Linked DNA regions of Homo sapiens: regions 1, 3 and 4 are each linked to region 2. A link is a contact called in ENCODE Hi-C or POLR2A ChIA-PET data. All regions are on one chromosome and are shown on one strand. The core of a region is the stretch at or near the end of the contact, and the rest is flanking DNA. Distances in the headings are between cores, read along the strand shown. Region 1 holds the start of ZNF594 (zinc finger protein 594). Region 2 holds the start of PIMREG (PICALM interacting mitotic regulator). Region 3 holds the start of RNF167 (ring finger protein 167). Region 4 has its middle 20 kb from the start of SCIMP.

Region 1 (3,893 bases), core at 866-3,365, 1.3 Mb before region 2:
GCCTCAAGGGATTCTTCAGCCTCCCAAAGTGCTGAGATTACAGACATGAGCCACCATGCCTGGCCAAAAACAAATTAGATTAGAAAACAATAAAAAGTAGTGAGAAGTGATTTGACAATGCTGAGGAAAGAAATGGAAGGGCAAATAAAAAGCATTATGTAGATGAAATTCACATAAGGAACAACAAAAATAATCACTACAAGGTCACAATGAGGCCTGGAGAAATAATAAAAAATGAAATGAATACAAATGTGATTACAGAGAAAACCAGTAACTAAAGAAAGATAATCAAATACATATAATTAGTGTTCCTAAAGAAAAGAGCAAACACAGGCCGGGCGCAGTGGCTCACACCTGTAATTCCAGCACTTTGGGAGGCTGAGGCAGGCAGAGTACCAGAGGTTGGGAGTTCGAGACCAGCCTGACCAACATGGAGAGAAATCCTGTGTCTACTAAAAATACAAAATTAGCTGGGCGTGGTGGCACATGCCTGTAGTCCCAGCTACTCGGAAGGCTGAGGCAGGAGAATCGCTTGAACCTGGGAGGCGGAGGTTGCAGTGAGCCGAGATCGCACCACTGCACTCTAGTCTGTTGACAGAGCGAGACTCTGTCTTAAGAAAAAAAAGGAAGTTGGCCATTAATTCAAATAAAAACAAACAGCATGAGCCAAGAAAATGTGTCTACACTCAAAGCTGGCCTAGGGGCCACTATTTTTTAACTTAAGAAATGCCACTATTTCATGCCCAGTTCTTAGTATCTTTTAACTATGTCAATCCTTTTTAATTCACATTCATGGGCACGCATTAGGTGAAGCTAAACAAAGAATCTATGCCTAGAGGAAGACTCACACATGAAACAAGGTAGTAAGAGCCTATGAATTAGATGCTAAAAGCGCTGCGGTGGCAATCCGGGAAGGCTTCCCAAAAGAAATGACTTTTGAAGTGTGATACCCTACTTTGTTTTAACCTGAGTGACTCTCTCCTAGCAGAGAGAGAGCCGGACAGACTCCATTTTAGTTTCTCCACTGGCAGCCCCCTTTCACCTCCCTCCCTTAAGGCATAGCTAGTGTAAACTGACTCAAAGCACGTCCAGGAATGCACCTACTGATAAGATATTGAGGCAAGCTGCACCAGCAGCTCCTGGGGACGCGCTCGGTGGATGGCAAGCAAAACCCCTGCATTTATCTCTTTGTGATAGTTTAAGCCCGTGCAATTGGAACTGTTTATATTTTGTAACTGCATTTGTAACCAATTAATTTTTCAACTTTTTGCCAGTTCTGCTTCTGTAAAAATTGCTTCAGCTAAAATCCCCCCTCCCCTATTTAGACCACGGTATAAAAACAAAACTAGCCCCTTCCTCAGGGCCGAGAAAATTTTGGGCGCTAGCTGCCTCTCGGTTGCCGGCTAATAAGGACTCTTTAATTTGTCTCAAAGTGTGGCGTTTCTCTGTAACTCGCTTGGTCACAATAGAAGCTGCTCCTAAAAGCAATGTAGACCCTTACAAAGAGACCAGCCCACCTAAATCCCTCCCTTGTTTGAACTCTAACAGTCCTAATATTTTAGACTGAGTAGTAGAACATATATGAACAATACAGTTCATTCCTGTGGCTTAGTCTAGCCTCCCCAGCGGGGTCACTCGTGGGATGCAAAAACCAGATTTGGTTACATATACAAATATACCTGGCACAGATGTGGGCGAGGAATAATCAATTTATGCCTGACGGTGGATTCTGGGCCTCGGGAAGATGCCGTTAGCGGTACCCACAGGAGGGAACTGGAACAGGCAAGAGTAGCGGGACAGGGCCGGGAATGGGGCACGCCGAGACCAAGAAGCCGACCGAGAGCAAGAAGGCCCAGTCATGCGCACCCGGCGCCTACATCCTCCTGCGGTCCCCCAGGCCTCTCCCCATAGGCATATGAGCTCTGCTCCACTCCTCGCTTGCCGGTGGACGCAGGCGCCGCGGCCGCCAGCTCTGTGAACGCAGCGGGGTCTCACCTCCAGGCTACCCCCAACCTCCCGCTCGGTCGGGGGCCCCTCCACGGCCGCTATCACTGGGTCGCGGCTCCTAGCGCCACCATCTTGGACCCCGCGCCTGGGCCAGGCGAGAACTTCCGGTGCGCTCCCCGGGACTGCGGTCCCCCAGTCCGCGCCCCGCCCAGCCGTCCCCCGTCGGCTCCAGCCAATCCGCGCGCGCTCCCCTGGCCGTCTCCCACCGGATCAGGTGTCTCCTCTGCGCAGACTCCTCCACGACGCCAGTCGGCGCTGGCGTAGCTCGGCTCAGCCCGGCGGAGTCTGACTTCCGGAGGGCCAGCGGCGCGCTGGCTGGTTACCAAGGTTACCGCCGAGAGGCCGCGTCCTCAGCTGGTCCTAGACATGCGTGGCGTCGGGGCTGTGGCACGGTCGGGTCCGGGGTGAGTGACCCCTTCAAGTAACTACGTTTTTGTTCTGCCCTTTTGTTTTGTTTTTGAGATGGAGTCTCGCTCTTTCGCCCAGGCCGGAGTGCAATGGCGCGATCTCGGCTCACTGCAGCCTCCATCTCCCAGGTTCAAGCGATTCTCCTGCCTCGGCCTCCCCAGTAGTTGGGATTACAGGCGCCCACCACCACGCCCTGCTAATTTTTGTATTTTTAGTAGAGACGGGGTTTCGCCATGTTGGCCAGGCTAGTCTCGAACTCCTGTTCTGCCTGTTCTGTTTTCATCTTTTGTTATTGTTCCCTGCATGCATTTGTGGTCTCATTCATTGATGACTTCTATTTGCAATGCCCGGTCAAAGGCTAGGCGATACAGATCCCAACAAGGACAGCTTAATGTTTAAAAGTGTAAGTTCCGAAGTGAGAAAGTCAGACACTCAGAATCCTTGCCCCACCACTTAGGGGCTATGTGACTTTGAACAAGTTACCTATTAATAGCTTCTTCGCGCCTCCGTTGCTTCATTTGTAAAGTGAGGTAAATAATAGGACCGACCTCACTGACATATGTATGTGAAGTTTGCATGTGGCGAAGGCCAGATACATATTAGTTATTACTATGGAGATGATGTTGGTTCGCGTAGCGTAGGATCGTGGTAAGGGTTATATATGTATGTAAAGATGTAAGATGTCCAACCCCAAGCCTTTCCGAAGCAAAACTGTCAGTGCACTAGTCACTTTGGCTTCTCATATCTCTCTGTCCCAAACTTTGGGTTGCACGAATTATGCACGTTTCACTCTTGAATTTGTAAATGCAGCTACTACCAACTATTCCTTAATTTGCACAACTACATTTGAGATAGTATTTCATTGACTGTGTTACATTTTCATTGAAATACTGAGCCATGTCTCAAATAGACTTCAATTATAGTTGCTTTTATAGTTCCTTTTGCTTTACCTCTCTTAATAAGAGTGCACTAATAGAAGTTACTCTTTGGAATTTAGAAATGGGTTTTTAAGGCAGGGCACGGTGGCTCACACCTGTAATCCCAGCACTTTGGGAGGCCTAGGAGGCCGCATCACTTGAGCTCAGGAGTTCAAGACCAGCCTGGCCAGCATGGTGAAACCCCCGTCTCTACTAAAAATGCAAAACAATTAACTGGCATGATGGCAGGCGCCTGTAGTTCCAGCTACTCGGGAGGCTGAGGCAGGAAAATAGCTTGAACCCGGGAGGTGGAGGTTGCAGTGAGCCGAGATGGAACCACTTCACTCCAGCCTGGGCAACAGAGCAAGACACTGTCTCAAAAAAATAAAAAAAAAAATAGACTGTTCCGTGTCCTCTGCTCCTAGAGGCCCAGCCTCTGTGGCCCTGTGACCTGCAAGTATTGAGAGATCCACAGCTAAGACACCGGGATCCTCTGGGAGGCAAAAATGAGTTAGAACTCATAAGTGGGAGTTGAACAATGAGAACACATGGATAGAGGGT
Region 2 (4,061 bases), core at 1,353-3,852:
GCCTTCTTGCTGTGTTGTAACATGGCAGAAGGCATCGCATGGTGAGAGGGCAAAAGCGTGCCTGTCAGCTCGGGTCTCTCTTCCCCTTCTTTTAAAGCCACCAGTACCATCATGGGGGCCCCATCTGTTTGATCTTATCTAATGCTAATTACCTCCCAAAGGCCTCACCTCATCAACATACTGGACGTTGGGAATGGTAGGTGCAAGGAAGGAATAGGAGAGATTTGTTAAAAGACACAAAGTTACAGCTAAATAGGAGTAATAAGCTTAGTATTCTATAGCACTGTGGAATGACTAGAGTGAACAATAATATATAGTTTCGAATAACTAGAAGGAAGATATTGACTCTTACCAACACAGAAAAACGATAATGTTTGAGATGATGAATATGCCAATTACCCAGATCTGATCACTCTACATTATATGTATCAAAACATCACTATGTGCCCCATAAATGTTTAATTATTACTTGTCAATTTTAAAAAAAATTTTAAAGAAAATTACAAAGTAGCTCATACTTAGAAAATAATATATGTACAGGTATGTGTATACACACGCATTTATAAAGTGATACGTATAAAATTACTTACATATATGGTTTAAAGAATAATAAAGACTAGGCAAGGTGGCTCACGCTTGTAATCCCAGCACTCTGGGAGGTCAAGGCAGGAGGACTGCTTGAGCCCAGGAGGTTGAGACTGCAGTGAGCTATGATTGTACCACTGCACCTCAGCCTGGACAACAGAGCAAGATCCTGTCTAAAAGAAAAAAAATAAAAAAGAAGAAAGTAAACATCCATGTGGCCACCACCCAGCCTACAAAATGGAACATTATCTTTGAAGTCCTTTGAGCCCTTTCCTCATTACATCCTCTTCTCCTGCCACCCTTCCAAAAACGACGACTTATTTTATTTTGGTGTTTCAATTCCTTTGCTTTCCATAATAGCTTTGTCCACAAATGTATGTGCATATTCCTAAACCATATTGTTGAGCTTTTTTGCGTTTGAATTTATACAGTGTCATACTTTATGTTTGTCTGCATATTGCTTTTTTTTAATCTAACATATTTCTGAGATTGACTTAAGTTACACCATCTGGCTACAATTTGCTTATTTTTCAGTGCTGTATAATATTCTATAATTTGAATAAATAACAATTTATATGTCTTAAAAAATGCCACCGATAGCCAGGAACGGTGGCTCACGTCTGTAATCCCAGCAGTTTGGGAGGCTGAGGCGGGTGGATTGCCTAAGGTCAGGAGTTCGAGACCAGCCTGGCCAACATAGTGAAACCCCATCTCTACTAAAAATACAAAAAATTAGCTAGGCGTGGTGGCAGGCACCTGTAATCCCAGCTACTAGGGAGGCTGAGGCAGGAGAATCGCTTGAACCTGGGAGGCGGAGGTTGCAGTGAGCCGAGATCATGCCATTGCACTCCAGCCTGGGCAACAAGAGTGAAATTCCGTCTCAAAAACAAACAAAAAATGCCACCGATATATGAATTTGGGCATTACATTTCCAACATGTGAAATTTGAGGGACACATTCAAACCATAGCAGAGGATCAAGTAAGTTAATAAACTGCAACACCGGTACCTGTGCATACTAAGTGCCATATACACGTTAATCATTATCATCATCCTTTCCTTGGAAATCACTGAGGCCAAAGGAGTGGGTGAGACCACCCAGAAACGGAGAGGGCTGAAGACAGAGTCTCAAGAAGCCATCATCTCAGGCTCTTGTGCGGAGAAGTAACAAAGAAACCAGCCGGGGGAGTGGGCAGCACTGCTCTGAGGTCACCGAAAGGAGAAAGATGAGCTGGAGAGAGCTTTATAATGGCTGCATTTGTTTGGATGCTAAGGAGAAGAGAGGCAGGCATTCCGCTGGAGAGAGGGAGGGATGCGTGGGGCAAGGCGGGGGCGGGGAGCCGGTGTAGACGGGTGGAGGGCAGACCGGTACTCTGGTCTATCCCCGCTTCCGGGACGCGTTTTCTAGGGAGGGCGGAGCGTGGATGGCGAGTATGGGGAACTCAGAGAGGGACAGTGTCTTGTCACAGGAAGGGAGGGTCAGGAGGGAAATTTGAAAGAAAACGTCTCTGGGAACCCAGGGCTCTGCACTGCCAGTCCCTGGCTCCTTCTGACAAAACCACTGAGCAAGAAGGAAAAGCCAGACCCCTTGGCAGGATGAGAGGGGTCTCTGCCCGCTGCCGGGCCTGGGGCCTGGGGCCTGAGCCAGGAGGCCTAGGTCCCAGGACCTCCGCCTCCACCCCATGGGTCAGAGCAGCCTGAACCCTGTGCGCGCTCCAGGGAGGGGACCCGGTGTGCGATGCGCGGGGGCTGGGCTAGCAAGGGCAGTGGCGCGAGCGGGACGCAGGATACAAAGCCCGGAGCCACGAGGCTGGCGGCGGGGCGGGGGCCGGAGCGATGAATGGGCACGGCCGGGCCAATCCAAGCGCAGCATTTGCAGCCGCGAGAGAGGGAGCCAATCGGATCCCCGGGGCGGTGGCGGTGGCGGGGGCGGGGACGGAACCAATCAGCTGTGAGGACGGGGCCGGGGGCGGAGCCGCGCAGAGTTTCAAATCGGCTGCGGTGGGCGAGGAGCAGCTGTGCTGCGGCTGTGCTCGGCCTTAGTGGTGTCGGGTGAGTGCGGGCTGGGCACAAGTTTCGCCCTTGTTGCCCAGGCTGGAGTGCAATGGCGCGATCTGGACTCAAAACAATTTTTTTGTTCGGAGGGGAGGGCATCAGGTTCTGTTCACAGGGGAGGGCATCAGGTTCGGACACGCACGGCCTGTGGGGTCGTCTGGGTACCACAAGAAGTCGGATCGAAATCGGGGCGTCTGGTGGGAAGGCCGGGGTCTGGGCGGGTGCGCGTTTGGTCTGGGCGAGCTGGTGAAGAAGATGGTGATCGTGTCCTGGGCCCAGCGCTGAAGCTCGGCTACGGCGTGTCTTGACCCTGCCTCCCCTCCTCGCCTGAGCCAGAGAGAGGAAGGAGGTTGGGATGAAAAGACAGCTGTTTTGGAAACTTGAAGGGCGGGACATCAGAAATGCTGCTGACCCGAGGCCCCTCTTCCAGGAAGCATCCTCCTTCCTGCACCCACACTTACCAACTCGCCCGCCCCCGCCACCCCGCTGCATCCCGTCTCTTCCCCTGTGTCCAGGGTCTCTGTGGGGCCTGGGAATGGGTATGGGGAATGCCTTGCTGATCTGCCTTTCGCCCTCCTCCCCAGGGTCTAGTGGACAGAGAAGACTCTTGGCCAGGCAGATGGCTTCTCGGTGGCAGAACATGGGGACCTCCGTGCGCCGGAGATCTCTCCAGCACCAGGAGCAGCTGGAGGACAGCAAGGAGCTGCAGCCTGTGGTCAGCCATCAGGAGACCTCTGTAGGGGCCCTGGGGTCCCTGTGCAGACAGTTCCAAAGGAGGCTGCCCCTGAGAGCCGTCAACCTCAACCTCCGCGCAGGGCCCTCCTGGAAACGCCTGGAAACCCCAGAGCCAGGTCAGCAGGGCCTCCAGGCTGCAGCTCGCTCAGCTAAGAGTGCTTTGGGTGCCGTGTCCCAGGTAATACTGACAACACTAATCATCTTTTTTATGGAGTGTTTCCTTGGTGCCAGGCAGTTCCTGCCCTCAAAGAGCCTCAAGAATATAGACTTCATGAAAACAGGGACGTTGGTTAGTTCACTGCTGTTTCCCCACCACCCCAGATAGTTCCTGGCACATATAGGTGCTCAACAAATAGTTGAATGAGTGAATGAAAGCATGTCTTGGAGGAAACAGATGCTCACAATACCAGGTGATAAGAGCTGTACGTGATAGGAAATTGCAAAGCAAGTGACCAATAGTGAGGCTCACCAAATGCAAGCTTAGTCGGTGAAGGCTTCCCAGAGGAGGTGATTCCAGAGTTCACCCAGGGAAGCAAAGGTCAAGGGGTATTTAGGGTAGGGGAAATAGTGCAAGTCCAGGCCTAGAGCTGAGGGAAAGCAAGGTGTACTGCCCACTCAGCTGTGTATCCCTGAGGAGAGCCAGAATTGTAGTCTGGGTATGAACAGATGACAGAGAGCAAGGTAGAG
Region 3 (4,105 bases), core at 20-2,519, 1.5 Mb before region 2:
ATCAGGCCAAGGTCTAGAGCTGCCAACCCACAGTCTACCCTCCATCCTGAGGCCCCAATACCCAGTGTAAATGCCCCTCAGGCCTTCTGCCTTCAGGATACTGGTGAGGGCATGGAAGCTGGTTTTGTACTCTCGAGTCTTGGCCCCTTCCCCGCTCAACTGCATCCGGTTCTTCACCAGGTCCAGGGGCTGGACAAAAACTGTAGCTCCCATCCTGGGGGAAGACAGAGGTGGAGTGAAGGGCCAGGCATTCCAGATCTACCAGTGCCCACTGGAGCCTGGCAGCAAGAGGTTACAAAGGTCAGGGCCTGCCATGCGATTCAAGAATCAGGATGCTGGTGAGCATGTGTATAAGAGTCTATATGTACACCAAGTGCAACGGGTCTGAAAAGTCTAGTTGTCCAGTAGGGGCCATGCAATGAAAGTGCTCCAAGCAGCTTCATGACAGTCAAGCAGTGACCTGGGGCTGCACGCAGTCCGACACAGGGAGGGGAGGAAGGGGCATCCAAGATTTAGGACTCCAGGTAGTCCTGCAGGAGCCATTTAATGGCCTGGAACCCCCTGCCGCCCGGCCGAGCTTAGCAATGCGCTGGGAAACTCAGCTGGCCCGGCGGGGGTTGTGCAACGACCCTGCATGCAGTCCATAAGGGTCCTGCAATGGGGCCCTAGCAGCCCATCGGGGAACTCGCAATACGCTGGAGATCGCGCTGACCCCGTGCCGGCACAGTTCACTGCAACAGACCCAGAGATGAACCGGGCCCGGTTCCTTTTGCCCTTCCCTTCCTCCTCTTTTCCCATCCCTGGGGCCTGAGCTTACCCGGCCAGGCCCCCAAACAGGAACTTGACGGACTTAGGGGAGGTACGGGGCTTCCCGTCTATCCCGCCGGCCCCGGCACTCGCCGTCGCCGCCATCGCCACTCAATGGCCCTCGGCTCCGGGTCCCGTGCGCGCGCGGCCCCGCTCGCGCCCAAGGTGACACCGCGCGCGCAACAGAGCGAGGGCGCGCGCACGCCCCTCCAGCTCTCAGGTCCGACACCCGCTGGAAGCCGGCGCGGGCGCAGGCGCGCAGCGCAAAGGCGGCCGGGAGTAAGGCGGAGCTGAAGGAGGAGCTTGATGGAAGCGTGCGAGAAGGGGCGTAACTGATTTGGAAACCAGAGGAAAGGCGCTGTTTTCACCGAATTAGAATCGCGGGAAAATAGAGAAGAGTTTGTTTGAAGGTCTCGCGAGATCGAGTGAGTACGGCTCGCCAAGTTGGAGCGCTCTCGCGATAGACACAGCAACTATTCAGCTGCGAGGGGACGGGAGAGGTGGTGAGCACTCTCGCGAGATTTGAAGGAGCGGCGGAGGCCAGAGGGAGGAGAGGTTTGTAAACTAGGAGGCTCCGGGTTTCCGGGCACTTTTATTAGGTCGTCTTCTGGGCCACCAGTGCCCCTTCCATCTCCACAGGCAGTCCCTCCATCGCTAACCTTTTTTTAACCGGCCTTTTAGGACCGGAAGTCCTTCATCTCAAGCATCCAATGCTGAAAGCGGCCTGATTTTCTCTACCGGAAGCCCTTTTCCAGAGGCTGGGAACACGGCCCACCTAGCAGGAAGTCCCACCTCCTTGAGCTCCGCCACCCTTCCCGAAGTTTTTCTGTCACCTGTGTTAGGCTCCGTCCCCTTTCCGCGTTTTATCCCCGTACCAGAAAAGGATACATTTAGTGCCTCCCACCCAGCTCCACTAAACGGGTTGGATATCTCATTCTTTGAGTTGGTGTTCCTTCCCCGGCGCCCCCATGTAGCTGGGAAGTGGGACCTGGGGGTGGTTGGACCCCTGGGATCCTAAAGGAGGGGCAGGGAGGGCGCAGAACTCCGCTTCTGCTCCTTGCTACCAGGACGCGCGGCCTCCTCAGCCTCTTTCCTCCCGCTGCCATGCACCCTGCAGCCTTCCCGCTTCCTGTGGTTGTGGCCGCTGTGCTGTGGGGAGCGGCCCCGACCCGGGGGCTCATTCGAGCGGTGAGTCTGAGGGACGGATGGGGAAAGGGCGCTGAAAGGAAGGGTTGCAGGCTGAAGGGGAACATCGCCTTTTTTGTCCGCAGACCTCGGACCACAATGCCAGCATGGACTTTGCAGACCTTCCAGCTCTGTTTGGGGCTACCTTGAGCCAGGAGGGCCTCCAGGTGATTTTCTTTCTTTTCTTTTCCTCCTTCCCTCCCTTCCTTCCTTTTCTGTCTTTTTTCTTTTTTTAGTATTTCGCAAGATCCTCCATCCTAGGCTGGGGTTGGGGAGGTTTGTCCTGGGTGAAACTGGAGGTAGGAAAATGAAGTTAGGAACTGAGCACGTCTAGTGTAGAACCCAGAATCTAGAGGGAGAAGACAGAGTGTCCACCCCTGGAACTCCGAGGTTATCAGGGAGACTGAAAGTGGACGAAGACAGAAGGCAGGATCAACGGTCCTTATCAGGAAGGTCTCAGGTGCTAGTTATTGCTTATATGACTTTGGGCAAGTTAATCTCTCTGAGCCTTAGTTTGTTTTACTGTAAAATGGGATATTAGAAGTTTTCCTAGGGTTATTGTGAAGATCAAAGTAGATACGCAATTTTGGTAGTATTTCATCCCAAAGACTGCCACATAGCAAGAACTCAGTTGGGCCTTAGTAGCAGTCGAGTTGTTTGTGAGATGGGTAATTAGAAAATTGAAGAGGCCGGGCGCGGTGGCTCACATCTGTAATCCCAGTTCAAGACCAGCCTGGCCAACATGGAGAAACCCTATCTCTACTAAAATGGCAAAAATTAGCTGGGCGTGATGGTGCACGCATGTAGTCCCAACTACTTGGGAGGCTGAGGCAGGAGAATCACTTGAAACCGGAAGGTGGAGGTTGCAGTGAGCCGAGATCGCGCCACTGCACTCCAGCCTGGGTGACAAAACGAGACTCCATCTCAAAAAAAAGAAAAACAAAAAGAAAACTGAAGGGAGGGGAGTGTGTCTGTATGAGTATGTGCTGGAGAGGGGACTGTGAAACAGAACTTGAGAGAAAGTGACATGGGTGGTTTGAGAATTGAATTACAATTGGAATATTAGAAGGCAAAAATAATTGCATTAGCTTGCAGTATAGGGTACAGATTAGCCCATCTGGGACAGCGAGAGGGATGATGGGAGAGTTTGGTGAAGGGATGTTTTATGTCATTGCCTTTTCAAGAGGCTAAGAGAAGGTTGTGATGGTGGGATGCTCACTCAGACCCCAGGAAGGAGGAGGAAGTGAGGATAGAGGATGTGCAGCATGTGGGCTGGTGTGTTTGGTGGCCCCTGTAGAGAGCAGAATCTAGAAAGGAGAAATCTCACTGTTGTTTGCTTCCATCCTTCAGGGGTTCCTTGTGGAGGCTCACCCAGACAATGCCTGCAGCCCCATTGCCCCACCACCCCCAGCCCCGGTCAATGGGTCAGTCTTTATTGCGCTGCTTCGAAGATTCGACTGCAACTTTGACCTCAAGGTTGCTGAATGAGGAAGGGGAGCTGGGCAGCTGAGGGTAAAAAAAAGGCACCAGGAATGAAGACAGGTAAGGCCCATGATGGCTCCTTGTCCTCTGCCTTGTCTCCCTAGGTCCTAAATGCCCAGAAGGCTGGATATGGTGCCGCTGTAGTACACAATGTGAATTCCAATGAACTTCTGAACATGGTGTGGAATAGTGGTAAGGCTGGGGGAATCTATACAGCTGGGCTTTCAGTAGGACCCAGAGATGGTGGGAAGGCTGAAGGCCTCAGGAAAAGAAGCCAATCCTTTAGGTGGGGTGGGGCCAAAGTGCAAGATGCCAGGGTTCCCAGAGGATTTGAGTAGAAGGTTGTGAGTCCCCAGAGTAACACCTTGATCCCTGCAGAGGAAATCCAGCAGCAGATCTGGATCCCGTCTGTATTTATTGGGGAGAGAAGCTCCGAGTACCTGCGTGCCCTCTTTGTCTACGAGAAGGGGTAGGACATGTGCCTCCTTCCCATTCTTCCTTCAGCAAGCAGTTCCATGCCAACCTGGAGCCCAGGCCTCCTCATTACCCGAACCATTCAGCCTCCTGTCCTTCCTTCCCTGCCTCTTTGACTTTCTTCCCATTCCTGTCCCCACCTATGGGCTTTGTCCAG
Region 4 (4,262 bases), core at 1,175-3,674, 1.2 Mb before region 2:
AGGAAAAGAAAGTAATCTGAAGTGAAATACAGAGAAAGACAACGGCTGAGAATAAATGACAGTGAGTTGGGGGATAACTTCCAGAAGCCTAATGTACGTGTAACTGGAGTTTCCAATAACCGAGACTCCATTTCCAAAAGGAGGAGGTACAGAAAAATATATTCAAAGAAATAAGGGAAAAATTTTTCCTAACTTGATGAGAATGATACACCCGTAGATAATACACCCACCCAGCAAGCTCAATGAACCCAAAGCACAAGAATCATGAAGAACACTAATCAAAGTGCATCTTTTTTTTTTTTTTTTTTTTTGAGACGGAGCCTCGCTCTGTCACCCAAGCTGGAGTGCGGTGGCGCGATCTCGGCTCACTGCAAGCTCCGCCTCCTGGGTTCACGCCATTCTCCTGCCTCAGCCTCCCGAGTAGCTGGGACTACATGTGCCCACCACAATGCCCGGCTAATTTTTTTGTATTTTTTTAGTAGAGACGGGGTTTCACCGTGTTAACCAGGATGGTCTCGATCTCCTGACCTCATGATCCGCCCGCCTCGGCCTCCCAAAGTGCTGGGATTACAGGCGTGAGCCACCACGCCCAGCCCAAGGTGCATCTTAATCGGGCTACTTACAAACAGCAATGAAGAGAAGATATAAAAGCAGCCAGAGAAAAAAACAAATATAAAAATGACAGCAATCTTCTTTTTGGGAGTTAATGTGATGCAGAAGATGCTAAAGCAACATTTAAAAAGTACTAAAAGGGCCGGATGCTGTGGTTCACACCTGTAATTCCAGCACTTTGGGAGGCCAAGTCCGGTGGACCATTTGAGGTCAGAGTTCGAGACCAGCCTGACCAACATGGTGAAATCCGTCTCTACTAAAAATACAAAAATTAGCTAGGTATGGTGGCACGTGCCTGAAATCCCAGCTACTGGGGAGGCTGAGGCAGGAGAATTGCTTGAACCTGGGAGGCGGAGGTTGCAGTGAGCTGAGATCATGCCACTGCACTCCAGCCTGGGTGACAGAGCAAGACTCTGTCAAAAAAAAATTAAGAAAGAAATAAAGAAAATCGAAATAAAGAAAATCAAAATAAATGAAAGTTCTATCATATTCATGGATCGTAAGACTCAATATTGGTAAGATTTCAATTCTCCACAAATTGATCTACAAAATCAACACAGTTCCAATCAAAACCTTGGTGGGCTTTATTTGGTAGAATGAGCTGATTCTAAAATTTATTTAGAAATGCAAAGTACCTAGAATAGCCAAAATAACTTTGAAGCAGAATAAGTTGGAGGACTTACTACTTGATTCAAGAATTCTCATAAAGCTACAGTAAAAAAAACAATGTGTTATTGTTGCAGGTAATACATAAATAGATCAGTGAAACAGAAAAGAAAGTCAAGCAATAGACCTGCACATATATAGTCAGTTGATTTTTTTTTTTTTTTGAGATGGAGTCTCGCTCTGTCACCCAGGCTGGAGTGCAATGGTGCGATCTCAGCTCACTGCAACCTCTGCCCCCTGGGTTCAAGCAATTCTCCTGCCTCAGCCTCCTGAGTAGCTAGGTTTACAGACGCATGCCACCACGCCCGGCTAATTTTTTGCATTTTCAGTAGAGACGGGGTTTCACCATGTTAGCCAGGATGGCCTCGATCTCCTGACCTTGTGATCCACTCGCCTCAGCCTCCCAAAGTGCTGGGATTACAGGCACGAGCCACCTCGCCTGGCCATGGGTGCGGTTTATTTCATGTCAATCATAACTCAATAAAGCTGTCAAAAAAAAAAAAAAGAAAGAAAGGTGAGCCTGGGGTTGGGAAGGGTGAGTGTCAGTCAGAACATGGAGAACTCAGAAGCCAGACGGAGGGGTGTAGACGATCCCCCGGTGATGGGCCAGCACCCGAGCATTTCAGAAAGGAGTGGGTTGTGGGAAGCCAACACTGTCAGCAGGATCTGGAATGGATTGGATGCCAAAGAAAGGAGTGTGGGCAGGAGCTCCTTGCAAGGTACCTACTATAGTGGTGGGGGTGGATTCTAGAAATAAAAGGGGGTCATTTGGAAATGAAGGCGAGGTTAGAAAAAGAAAAGGAGGGAGAAGCAACTGGATCCATGACAATTTAGGGCCCGTCCCCCAGCTCCCAAAGCAGTCATTTGATAAACCAAATCGAGGGCAGAGAAGGCTCTTGGAAGCTTGAAAAAAAATTCCTGCTATGTCTGCTTCTTTCTGGTTTCTACCCTGTGTACAGGGTCCTGTGACCACAGCTCTTTCTGCTGACCGCAGCTGGGTATTCCTGCCTATGGAAAAAAACCACTCACTCGGCCCCGCTCACTCAGCAAAGGGGCCCGTGCTCCTGCTCCTGCACCCAACTGGCCTTCAGGACTGCAAGAGGCCCCAAGGGGCCAGCTCTTCCTGCTGCTCTCAGGGGCACCACCGTTACCCTGCCCAAGCCAAGAACTGTTTTCTCTCTCAAGTCAAGTTCCTCCTTTGGTCTGCCTTCTATCTCTCTAGGTGTAATGTAAGCCATGAATATTCATCCTGCCAAAGAGCCTGGAGTCAGTACCTGACTTTTCTGCTCACTTCCTCTCTACCTTGGTCCTACCTCAGTTTACTCCCAAAATGCTGCACCTACCACTATGCCCTGATTAACAGATGACCCCATCAGGTGACAGGAATCTAAATATAACTGTGGCTGGGTGGCTGACTTCCTGTGTGTGCTCAAGGCAAGAGACTAGGAATTGTGCCTTCACCAAGCCTGTAGATCCAGATCCTTGCTGCCTGAGACAGCCCTCAGGGTACAAGCTTGCAATCTGATGACAGAGAGAAGGGGAAGGGAGAAGAGGGGTGTGTGGTAGGAGACAGCTTGGTCCAGAGAAAGATGGGTGCCAAAACCAAGGCCAGAGGCAAAGTTTAGAGCCTTGAAAAATGACTAACATCAGTAAGGGATGGGTTCCTGTAAACTTTATTCTACCTAATGAGGAATCTGCGAGCCTTTGATTGACATCATAATAGTAAACTTGTGCCTGAATACCATGCCCAAGCCAACTGTTTCATTCTTTCTTCCATTTATTTATTCATCCAGCAAATATTCATTGAAACCCTGGTGGCTCCAGACTGACCAACATGGTGAAACCCCGTCTCTACTGAAAATACAAAAATTAGCTGGGTGTGGTGGCGCATGCCTGTAATCCCAGCTACTCAGGAGGCTGAGGCAGGGGAATCGCTTGAACCGGGGAGGTGGAGGTTGCAGTGAGCTGAGATTGTGCCACTGCACCCCAGCCTGGGGGACAGAGCCAGACTCTGTCTCAAAAAAAAAAAAAAAGAAACTCTGGTGGCAGACCTACATCCTGCCTTCAAGGAGTGGGCCCCAAAAAATAAAACTAAAAATTACGAACAATATGAAAAGGGCTCCAAAGGGGTCTTCAGCCCAGATCTGGCAGAGGTTGGGTCAGGGAAGGTTTGTTAGAAAAGATTCCATTCACACTCAAGTCCCAAAGGGTTTGTAGGAATAAGCTGAGAGAGGTGTGCCAGGGTCGGACAGATGGGCTGGGAAGACTCTGAGGGAGCAGTAAGCAGTCTGGATATTGGGCACTTAGGGTGAAATGGCATTGGGGGCCGGGATGAGGTGAGGCAAGGCTGGGCATACTGGCAAGTTCCTAATCTTGAATGCCTTCATTCACTCACTAACTCACCGAACAAATATTGATTGATTGATTGATTGATTGAGACAAAGTCTCACCCTGTTACCCAGGCTGGAGTGCAATGGCGTGATCTCAGCTCACTGCAGCCCCCGCCTCCTGGGATCAAATGATTCTCCTGCCTCAGCCTTCTGAGTAGCTGGGATTACAGGTGCCTGCCACCACGCCTAGCTAATTTTTGCATTTTTAGTAGAGATGGGGTTTCACCATGTTGACCAGGTTGGTCTCGAACTCTTGACCTCACGTGATCTGCCCACCTCGGCCTCCCAAAGTGCTGGGATTACAGGTGTGAGCCACCGCTCCCGGCCTGAACAAATATTTATTAAGGACCTACTCTGGGTCACACATTGTGCTGGGATCAAGAATAGTTTTGGCACTTTGGGAGGCCAAGGCAGGAGGATTGCTTGAGCCTAGGATTTTGAGACCTTGTCTCTATTTTTTTTTTAATTAGCTGAGTGTGGTGGCATGCACCTGTAGTCCCAGCTGCTCAGGAGGCTAAGGTGGGAGGATCACTTGAGCCCAGGAGTTGGAGGCTGCAGTGAACTATGATCAAGTTGCTGCACTCCAGCCTGGGC

Evidence for each region. Hi-C counts contacts between places; a loop is a spot of excess contacts on that map. ChIA-PET counts read pairs that join two places held with the same protein, here RNA polymerase II (POLR2A). Pooled maps may share reads with other maps.
Region 1: a pooled map shows a loop between it and region 2 (5-fold over the local background). The contact joins the promoter of ZNF594 here to the promoter of PIMREG in region 2. A Hi-C loop is called at or near these places in 8 of 50 pooled maps. POLR2A ChIA-PET finds 5 or more read pairs at or near these places in 2 of 52 experiments (HCT116 and activated T-cell).
Region 3: a pooled map shows a loop between it and region 2 (9-fold over the local background). The contact joins the promoter of RNF167 here to the promoter of PIMREG in region 2. A Hi-C loop is called at or near these places in 2 of 37 single-sample maps with no recorded cell type and 4 of 50 pooled maps. POLR2A ChIA-PET finds 5 or more read pairs at or near these places in 1 of 52 experiments (OCI-LY7).
Region 4: a loop to region 2 is called in a pooled map, with 2.6 times the contacts of the local background. The contact joins the enhancer-like site here to the promoter of PIMREG in region 2. A Hi-C loop is called at or near these places in 9 of 168 maps with a recorded cell type or tissue (HCT116, IMR-90, aorta and 6 more), 1 of 37 single-sample maps with no recorded cell type and 22 of 50 pooled maps. POLR2A ChIA-PET finds 5 or more read pairs at or near these places in 1 of 52 experiments (activated CD4-positive, alpha-beta T cell).

What each region holds. Positions count from the first base shown.
Region 1 is chr17:5,189,753-5,193,645 of GRCh38, forward strand. ZNF594 (zinc finger protein 594) reads right to left here and starts at 2,116. Exons shown (of 2, transcript NM_032530.2): 1 at 1,996-2,116. ZNF594-DT (ZNF594 divergent transcript) reads left to right here and starts at 2,255. Exons shown (of 6, transcript NR_152840.1): 1 at 2,255-2,411. RefSeq lists a silencer at 2,051-2,250.
Region 2 is chr17:6,441,853-6,445,913 of GRCh38, forward strand. It overlaps PIMREG (PICALM interacting mitotic regulator), which reads left to right and starts at 2,603. Exons shown (of 6, transcript NM_019013.3): 1 at 2,603-2,636; 2 at 3,224-3,552. The coding sequence starts at 3,259. All of the region lies in intron 2 of LOC107985017 (a long non-coding RNA gene), which reads right to left. RefSeq lists silencers at 1,913-2,062, 2,293-2,542, 2,625-2,852 and an enhancer at 1,983-2,561.
Region 3 is chr17:4,938,999-4,943,103 of GRCh38, forward strand. RNF167 (ring finger protein 167) reads left to right here and starts at 1,270. Exons shown (of 10, transcript NM_015528.3): 1 at 1,270-1,362; 2 at 1,489-1,995; 3 at 2,079-2,159; 4 at 3,343-3,468; 5 at 3,579-3,666; 6 at 3,853-3,943. The coding sequence starts at 1,912. It overlaps SLC25A11 (solute carrier family 25 member 11), which reads right to left and starts at 1,048. Exons shown (of 8, transcript NM_003562.5): 1 at 818-1,048; 2 at 62-214. The coding sequence starts at 912. RefSeq lists enhancers at 1-381, 1,098-1,167, 2,048-2,177 and silencers at 888-957, 1,520-1,714.
Region 4 is chr17:5,252,692-5,256,953 of GRCh38, forward strand. No RefSeq gene overlaps it. Among named protein-coding and RNA genes, the nearest start is that of SCIMP, 20 kb to the left of the region's middle. RefSeq lists an enhancer at 1,827-2,332. Within about 2 kb of position 2,425, at least 4 of the 41 ENCODE cell types and tissues checked have a DNase peak (open chromatin) inside an H3K27ac peak, as active enhancers do.